2 separate regions of the Homo sapiens genome follow, and region 1 is linked to region 2. Evidence: chromatin contacts called from ENCODE Hi-C or POLR2A ChIA-PET data. All regions are on one chromosome and are shown on one strand. Each heading gives the region's core, a stretch centred on a gene start or an enhancer-like site at or near the end of the contact. The rest is flanking DNA. Distances are from core to core; before and after follow the strand shown. Region 1 overlaps ATXN1 (ataxin 1). Region 2 overlaps ATXN1 (ataxin 1).

Region 1 (3,563 bases), core at 335-2,834, 240 kb before region 2:
ATGTGATTTGTGTTTTGACGTATTCAAATCCTTGTCATATTCAACCATATTCGTATTCAAAATATATAATGATTTTGACCCTTGATTGTTCGAATTAAGACTGTCATCTTTTCTGTGTGATTAACTCTTGTGTTGATATAAATATGCCTTTGGCTTACTAATGTTCAGTAAGAACTAATGACTCTTGGGAATGTTAATAGACTCTGTGAGTCCCTTTTTAATCATTTGTAACCAGGCTGTCATTCCATGTTTGTTTGGAAGCTTAGAGATAACATTTATGAACTTTGTGACACATAGTAGTTGCTCAATAAATGTTAACTGTAGAAACACATTGATTAGTTTCACTTCAGAAATAGACACTTAGAGTTCAAAATTCCCATCTGCCTAGCTCCTGAGGCCCACTTTCTTACCAGAATCTTTCCTGATACCCTCTCCTGCATAAAATGGTTCCTCTTTTGAGACTTTGTAGCTCTTTTGTACTTCTCTTATTCTGTTACGTTACTGCAAAAAAAAAAAAAAAGAAAGAAAAGAAAAGTGCCAATTGTGTACATGCTTTCCTCCCTGCTGGAATGTAAACTTTGTAAAGGCATGATCCATAGCAGATACTTCTTATTACAAACTACCTGGCAGAATTTCTTTCTAAAGAACCTACTCAGTAAGCCTGTTGGTGAACTGAGCAACATTTGGACAATTATGGCATCATCTTACAATTTTTCAGCTATTGGTTTTCACTTGTTTAGAAATGTAAAACTTTGCAAGGACTTTTATAAAAGCAAATTTCAGAATAGTTATTCACTAAGCTTTTTTATGCTAATGATGTCATGCTATCAAAAATTAGCTAGAGTAAATGGACTGTAATGAGGATGGTTTGTAATCTAGATTATATGTTCCACATGTAACATCGAAATGAAATATAAAATTGAGTTGTTGGCATGTGGTTGTGGTGAGCAGAAGCAGTTATTATACATTACTTGGTAAAATTCATATTCATATCTTGTCAGTTTACAGTGAGCCAGAGATTAAAAATAACATTTGTTTCTGTTTTAGTAACTGCTTAAAAATATCCAAAATCATTTTATTTTCTTTAGCCTGACTTCTAGTAGTGTTTTGAATATGTGGCCTTTCAAGCAGTAATGAAATGCATCAATGCGACTTGGCAGTGCCTCACAGGACATGCTTCTAGGATCATTTTTAATGATTAAAAGTCAAATTGAGTTCTAAAAAACTGACCCAAAATATAGATGAGCCAAGTAAAAACGGAAGGAAATCTGAATAAAATCTTGGTTCTTGGTCCTCTGCATGTATCCTCCACATCTGTTTTCTCCAGATCTCTTTTTTCTTGCTTGTTGATAGCACAGAGGAAGATCGCAGAGAGTAATGTACTGTATATGTTTCACATCCCCCTTCCTCTTTAGTGATAGTTTGGAGAGTATACTGCAGTCACCATGGTTTTCAGTTTGGAGAGTACAAGGATCAGATCTGTATTTTCTAGAGCCAGCTTTTGTGGCATTCTGGAGAGGTGATTGGAGAACCATGAGAGCAGGCAGACATCTGGGTGAGAGGGCACGAGGGGTGAGTGACGGCAGAGCCAGACTTGCTGGAGAGGCAGAAAGGGAAGGATTCAAGTAGCATAACCAGGAAATAGAATTGATAGGATTTGGTCCCTGCTGACCTGTGGAATAAGGGGGAAGGCAGAGGAGTTGATTCTAGTATTTCTAAGTTGGGCCACTTAGTGATATTGGGGTACCAGGAACAGGCTTAGTGGACCCACAGAAGTGACCAGACCCAGGAGTCTCTCTGAGCGCCCACCCTGGCTTCTCTGTGTTGGCTTACCCTTTCTTGGTTGGGGGTCATGGGGTGGTCAGCTTCAGTGGTGTGGTCTGAGGTGACAGGTGCTCAGGAGTGAGGACAGGGAGTAGACATCACCAATGTGAATGTGGAGGTAGGCAACAAGAGTTATTCTAGAACTGACAAATTTAATATATTTTGCTGACTGCTGAGTTCCATTTGGACAAATACCTAATGCATTTGGGGCTTAAAACCTAGATGACGGGTTGAAGGGTACAACAAACCACCGTGATACATGTATACTTATGTAACAAACCTGCACGTTCTGCACATTTGTCCCAGAACTTAAAGTAAAAAAAAAAAAAAAAAAAAAAGATTGTTCAGTTCAGTTCAGAGAGCAATAGGAGCAGTTTGCTATTCACCAAATAGGGACATCAATTCTTTACTGATTAATAGCAGTGATTCAGAAAACTGCCTTTTGTAGTAGAGCACACCAAGGGGGTCTGCCGGATGGAAAAAGAGAACAGTGCTTTGTGAACTATAATTGTTGCCATAAGTAAATACTTAAAATACACTAAAATGGCAACATCAGGAAACATGACTAAGGAGTCAGTGTACGCCACGCCCTTTCCCCCACCTTTGTGGTTGTTGAAAATTTCCACCAAGAGTGATGTATACAAAAAAGGGTAAGATCAGGGTGTTAGGTTTCAGAGGAAGGCAAAAACTTGTGTGATTCTATAAATGGAGCTTACAAATGGAAATGCACCATTCAAGGCAGAAAGTCTATCACAGTCATTAGGAATAAGCATTAGAGTGATTCTCCTTTCTTAACTTCTGCACAGAAGTTTGATGTGGTAAAGAAACAGTCTGCTCTTAGCCATGTTCCTTGAAAATACATGTCTTCAATTACTTGGTTTGTCTGAGAGAAAGGAGGGTTTGGAGGAGAAGGAAATGCCTCGTGAGTTTGACATACTATGGGAGGATTGTTGTTATTATTGCTTGATTTACATGCTCTCATTTTATACAAAGTGTACAGCACAATTTCTCAAAGAGTAATTATGATGCCAAGAAAATGGGGTGGATTCTGGGCTTCCTGCAGTCTGTCATCCAAATAATAATATTCATTACAAAGATCCTTACCCAGGAGGCCAAGGTGGGAGGATTGCTTGAGGCCAGGAGTTCAAGACCAGACTGGGCAACATAGACCCCTATCTCAAAATAAAATAAAGTAAATAAAATAAAATAAAATAAAAAATAAAATAAAATAATAAAAGCTCCATACCAGTTTGTGGCATTCCTACTGAAAACAGAGGTATACGAAATGCTTGAACAGGGCATGGAACTGGAGGTATGGATGTCATTAAGAATGGCTGAGAATTTTTTGCCAAGAGTTAGTATACTATCCTACTTTATTCTATTTCAGTTTGCAGTAGGACAGACCTAATTCTCTTCCCTGAGAAAGTCACAAATAAACTAGCATGGAGCTTCTCAGTGGGCACCCTTGGCTGAACTCTATAGACTCCTGTTCTCTTTAATAATATCTAAAGCTTCTGGTTCAATTACATGGCTAATATCTTGACTCTCAAGACCAAAAGGCAAGATGTTTAAAAATAAAATCAACGTTAAAAACATGCCTGTGTTCCATGGACACAGGAAGGGGAACATCACACACTGGGGCCTGTTGTGGGGTTGGGGGAGGGGGGAGGGATAGCATTAGGAGATATACCTAATGCTAAATGACGAGTTAATGGTTGCAGCACACCAACATGGCACAT
Region 2 (3,688 bases), core at 406-2,905:
TTCACAAAAATTCTCTGAGGTTAGAGGACGCGTCGTGACCCTCGTTTGGCAGGTGAGGAGGTAGCGGCACAGAGCCGATCCGTGGCTCGCCTGAGCTCCGGCAGGAACTCCTGGGCGGAGCTGCTGAGACCCAGGTCTGCAGACTGTCACTCTGGCTTCACTATTTCTGGCCTTCCTTTGAGCACTTTTCTTACTTTTGTTCTGTTTCATGCACTTAATGCACCTGTTTCATCATGCTGCCTGTCACAGTTAAAGGAATTTAAAACAGAATGGATCGTATTTGACAGTAAGGAGCTGTACAGCTGAATTCCATCAAGACAATGTGCTTGTAGCCCCAACGGCATTAAAACTTTCAAATGATGCTTTATCACAACTTCCTCTGGGCTGCACGTGACAAAGGGGTGCTTAACCAGGAGGGACATCTCTCTTTGCTTGTAGGGGCAGGTTGCTGTTTTTTGCCCACCTCTAAAATCTCCTTGGAGCACTCAGTTCTTCTTATCCTCCTTAAAGCCAACAACTATAAAATTTAATTTAATGTTGAACAGCTGTTTCTGTTGCGGTCCAGGTGAAATTTGAGGTATCAGCTAATTGTGCTAAAGTTCCCAAAAAGAAGTATTCAGAAGGTGTGGATCACCAATTACCTCTTGGCAGAGCTGTGAACTAATAACTAGTAGCAGTAGATAATGTACTCAGATGCCACATGAAATGCAAAAGATTCTATGCTTTATTCCATAAAGCATGGCTATAGGACATTGTCTACTATGTAACTAATATTTAAATATTTATAGATTTTTAAAAGATTTCTTCAACCTTCTTTTCTCACCCTGTTTCTAGATCTGATGCACAAAGGAAAATAATAATACAAAACCCATAACCTATTCATTGTATTGTTGCGGTAGATCGAGCTACATGCTGCACAGCAAAAGACCTTCTTTGCACTTCTTTCAAGCAGAATTATTGCTGTATATTCACTCTGAACTGAGAGGTGAGGATTGAACTGTGTAGTGCCTCAGAAAATATCAAGAGTTTTAAAACATTAGTTTTGAGAGATTGAAATACATAGAAACTTGGAATGTTTGAATGTCAGCCCAGACATTGGCAGGCTTCCATGCAGATTTCATTGTGAGTAAAATGTGTACTCAGTGGCTGGGTTCAAGCCCTTCATAGTTTATAAGCAAATGTCTCTGCTTCTTCTAGATCATTGCAAAAAAAAAAAAGAAGAAGAAGAAGAGAAGAAAAGAAAAAAGAAATAGGTTAAGCAAATTTTGTGGTGGTGCTTATGTGTGCACAGACATGCATGAGGCCTCCGCATCTTCCAAACTTGGAAAGCATATTTTAACAGCACAAATATATCTACATGTTTGATCTACATCAGAGCCTCTTTTTTTCCCTCTTCCTTGCATGCTTTTAAATTATATAGTTTAAATGTTTTAACTATTAAATCTGTTTGGTCTTCAAGCTGTAAACATCACACACAGCTAATAAGCTTTAGGAAAGAAAAGGAAATTGACATTTAGTATAGAGGTTCTACAAAACCAATGAAAACCATGCAAATGAGCTATGGAACAGAGAGATTTGCATATCCTCGTTGATTTCATGATGATATTCTCAGCATGAGCCTGGCAGCCTTGCCTTTTTACCTCTTGGGATGATGCATGTACTGGTGGTAGAGCCCTGCAGGGTCAATTTAACGAGTGTAACATTGTGATTTTCCATGCGGTTTCTCAGAACCACTGAGCAAAATGCAGCAATAACCAGTGACAGAGGAAATCGATTTTTGAAGTAAATACTTTTGGAGGAGGGGAAGAAGGTACATTCCCTTCATATTTAATGTTGCCAAAGTAGGTTGAACAAGTTTTTATATTAGTACCATTTGGTATTTCAAAATAAATAGATTATCCACCATTTCCATCACTCTCTGGATACCCTCACATGTTTACCACCAAAACTCCTGCGCAGAGACTGGTCCTCTTTTGCAAACTGCCTTTGGCTCCCCCGCGATCTCTCATCAGAAAAGCAGGCTAAGGAATCTGCTTTTGCCCCCATCCTGTTAGAATGATAAATAGTAGCCTGATGGCCAAGTTGTATATTTATTTAATACATCGTCTGTATTGATAGTTTATGATGTCCTGGATATGAATACACGAAAGCACAGTTGCATAGTGGCGAAGAAGGATTTTGATATCGTGGAGATCTGGATTTGAACTCAACTCTGGCAGTTCTCCCTGCCTTAGTTTCTTGCCCGTAAATGGGGGTGATGAGGTAGTTGTGAGAATTAAATGAGAGACTATGCAAATTGTTATAATACTCCCTGGAAAATAGTTAAATACCCAATAGATAGCATCACTATTTTGAAATGCTTTCAAAATTATACTCGAGTTTTACTTCTGCAAAATCAAGGCAGCTTTCTTCAGAAAAGAGAGAAATGAACTTCACCCCTAAAATGTACTTGGAGAATTTTAGAGGGTCTTTTCCAAGTTGTTATAAAGCACTTCTGAAGTGAATTTGCCCATTTCTGCCCACACCAATCTTATAACATTCCAGGAATAAAATCTGCACTCGAGTTTAAAAATAAAACGGGTGGAACAAACTGAATTAGAAGTCCTTGGCAGACATCCCCCCCAGCAGAATGTTCTCTCAATTGGTGGTATTGCAATAAAAGAGATGTATATTTTTTAGTCTGCTCTTCCTCCCTGATAATTTCAGCCAGTTGTATTTCTCTATTCTAAAAACCTGGTATGCTTGGATTTAATCTCACCACTCCTATCTACGCTCCTGCTCCTACCCCCACACCCATTTCCCCCAAAAAAACCCCACATCTGCACAGACCCTCCTTCCCAAGAAAACATGGAGGCGGGCTGCTCTCTGATACCGTACATGTGCATTCCGGACTGTGCTGAGGAAGGTCATAGAAACATGAGAGGGCTCTGCTGTTGTCAGTTGTAAAGACTGCCAAGAAAGAACAACAAAAAAATCTCAAATGCATTCACATTTCTCCCGCCTCTTTTTTCTTCTGTAAATATTCAACCCTTTTTAGAGAGGCTTTTGATAATGTGTTATCTCAGCAAACACCACGAACCTTGGATGTACGCAGTACTCCCTAATCCCATAGGAATGACTCAGTCAAGAGAGTTAGATGAAATATGGTTGGCAAGATTGGGTGGGGAATCTTGTTACTACACACACATACACACACACACACACGCGCACACACACACACACACCAGCAGCACCAGCCACTGCACCCCTATCATCGCCATAGACATTATGTAAAAACTAGACATTCTCCTCTCCCTTACACAGTCAGTTGCATCTTTCCCAAAAATGGAAGGGGAAAAAGCTTTCTTTGGCTGAGCCATATGCAAAAAATCATGGAACATCTGTGTAAGTAACAACATACAACAAGACAAATTATTGGTGGTAAAAGGCAAAGCCCTTGTTTCAAAAACATGTCTGGAAATAGTGTGTATACAGAACCTTCCTTTGTGCTAATTACTCATAATAACTGTCAGCTTTGTGTACCACAGGCTGGGCTGTTAATAACTAGTGGTCGCAGTACGGTGTTCTTTTTCTTTCCCTTTCTTTTTTTTTTTTTCCTATCCTTCCTTCCCTCTTTCCTGCCTTCTTTTCATTGTTGTTGCACAAATCATATAGCCTTATTCCAATAGTTGCTGGAAGACCAAATCAG

The links. Hi-C counts contacts between places; a loop is a spot of excess contacts on that map. ChIA-PET counts read pairs that join two places held with the same protein, here RNA polymerase II (POLR2A). Pooled maps may share reads with other maps.
Region 1: a pooled map shows a loop between it and region 2 (2.2-fold over the local background). The contact joins two enhancer-like sites. A Hi-C loop is called at or near these places in 1 of 168 maps with a recorded cell type or tissue (GM12878), 4 of 37 single-sample maps with no recorded cell type and 8 of 50 pooled maps. POLR2A ChIA-PET finds 5 or more read pairs at or near these places in 2 of 52 experiments (CD8-positive, alpha-beta memory T cell and activated CD4-positive, alpha-beta memory T cell).

Annotation. Positions count from the first base shown.
Region 1 is chr6:16,668,267-16,671,829 of GRCh38, reverse strand. All of the region lies in intron 2 of ATXN1 (ataxin 1), which reads left to right. Among named protein-coding and RNA genes, the nearest start is that of ATXN1-AS1, 91 kb to the left of the region's middle. RefSeq lists a silencer at 1,055-1,134. Within about 2 kb of position 1,584, at least 19 of the 41 ENCODE cell types and tissues checked have a DNase peak (open chromatin) inside an H3K27ac peak, as active enhancers do.
Region 2 is chr6:16,430,243-16,433,930 of GRCh38, reverse strand. The region is part of intron 6 of ATXN1 (ataxin 1); the gene reads left to right. Among named protein-coding and RNA genes, the nearest start is that of GMPR, 190 kb to the right of the region's middle. RefSeq lists an enhancer at 1,302-1,361. Within about 2 kb of position 1,655, at least 2 of the 41 ENCODE cell types and tissues checked have a DNase peak (open chromatin) inside an H3K27ac peak, as active enhancers do.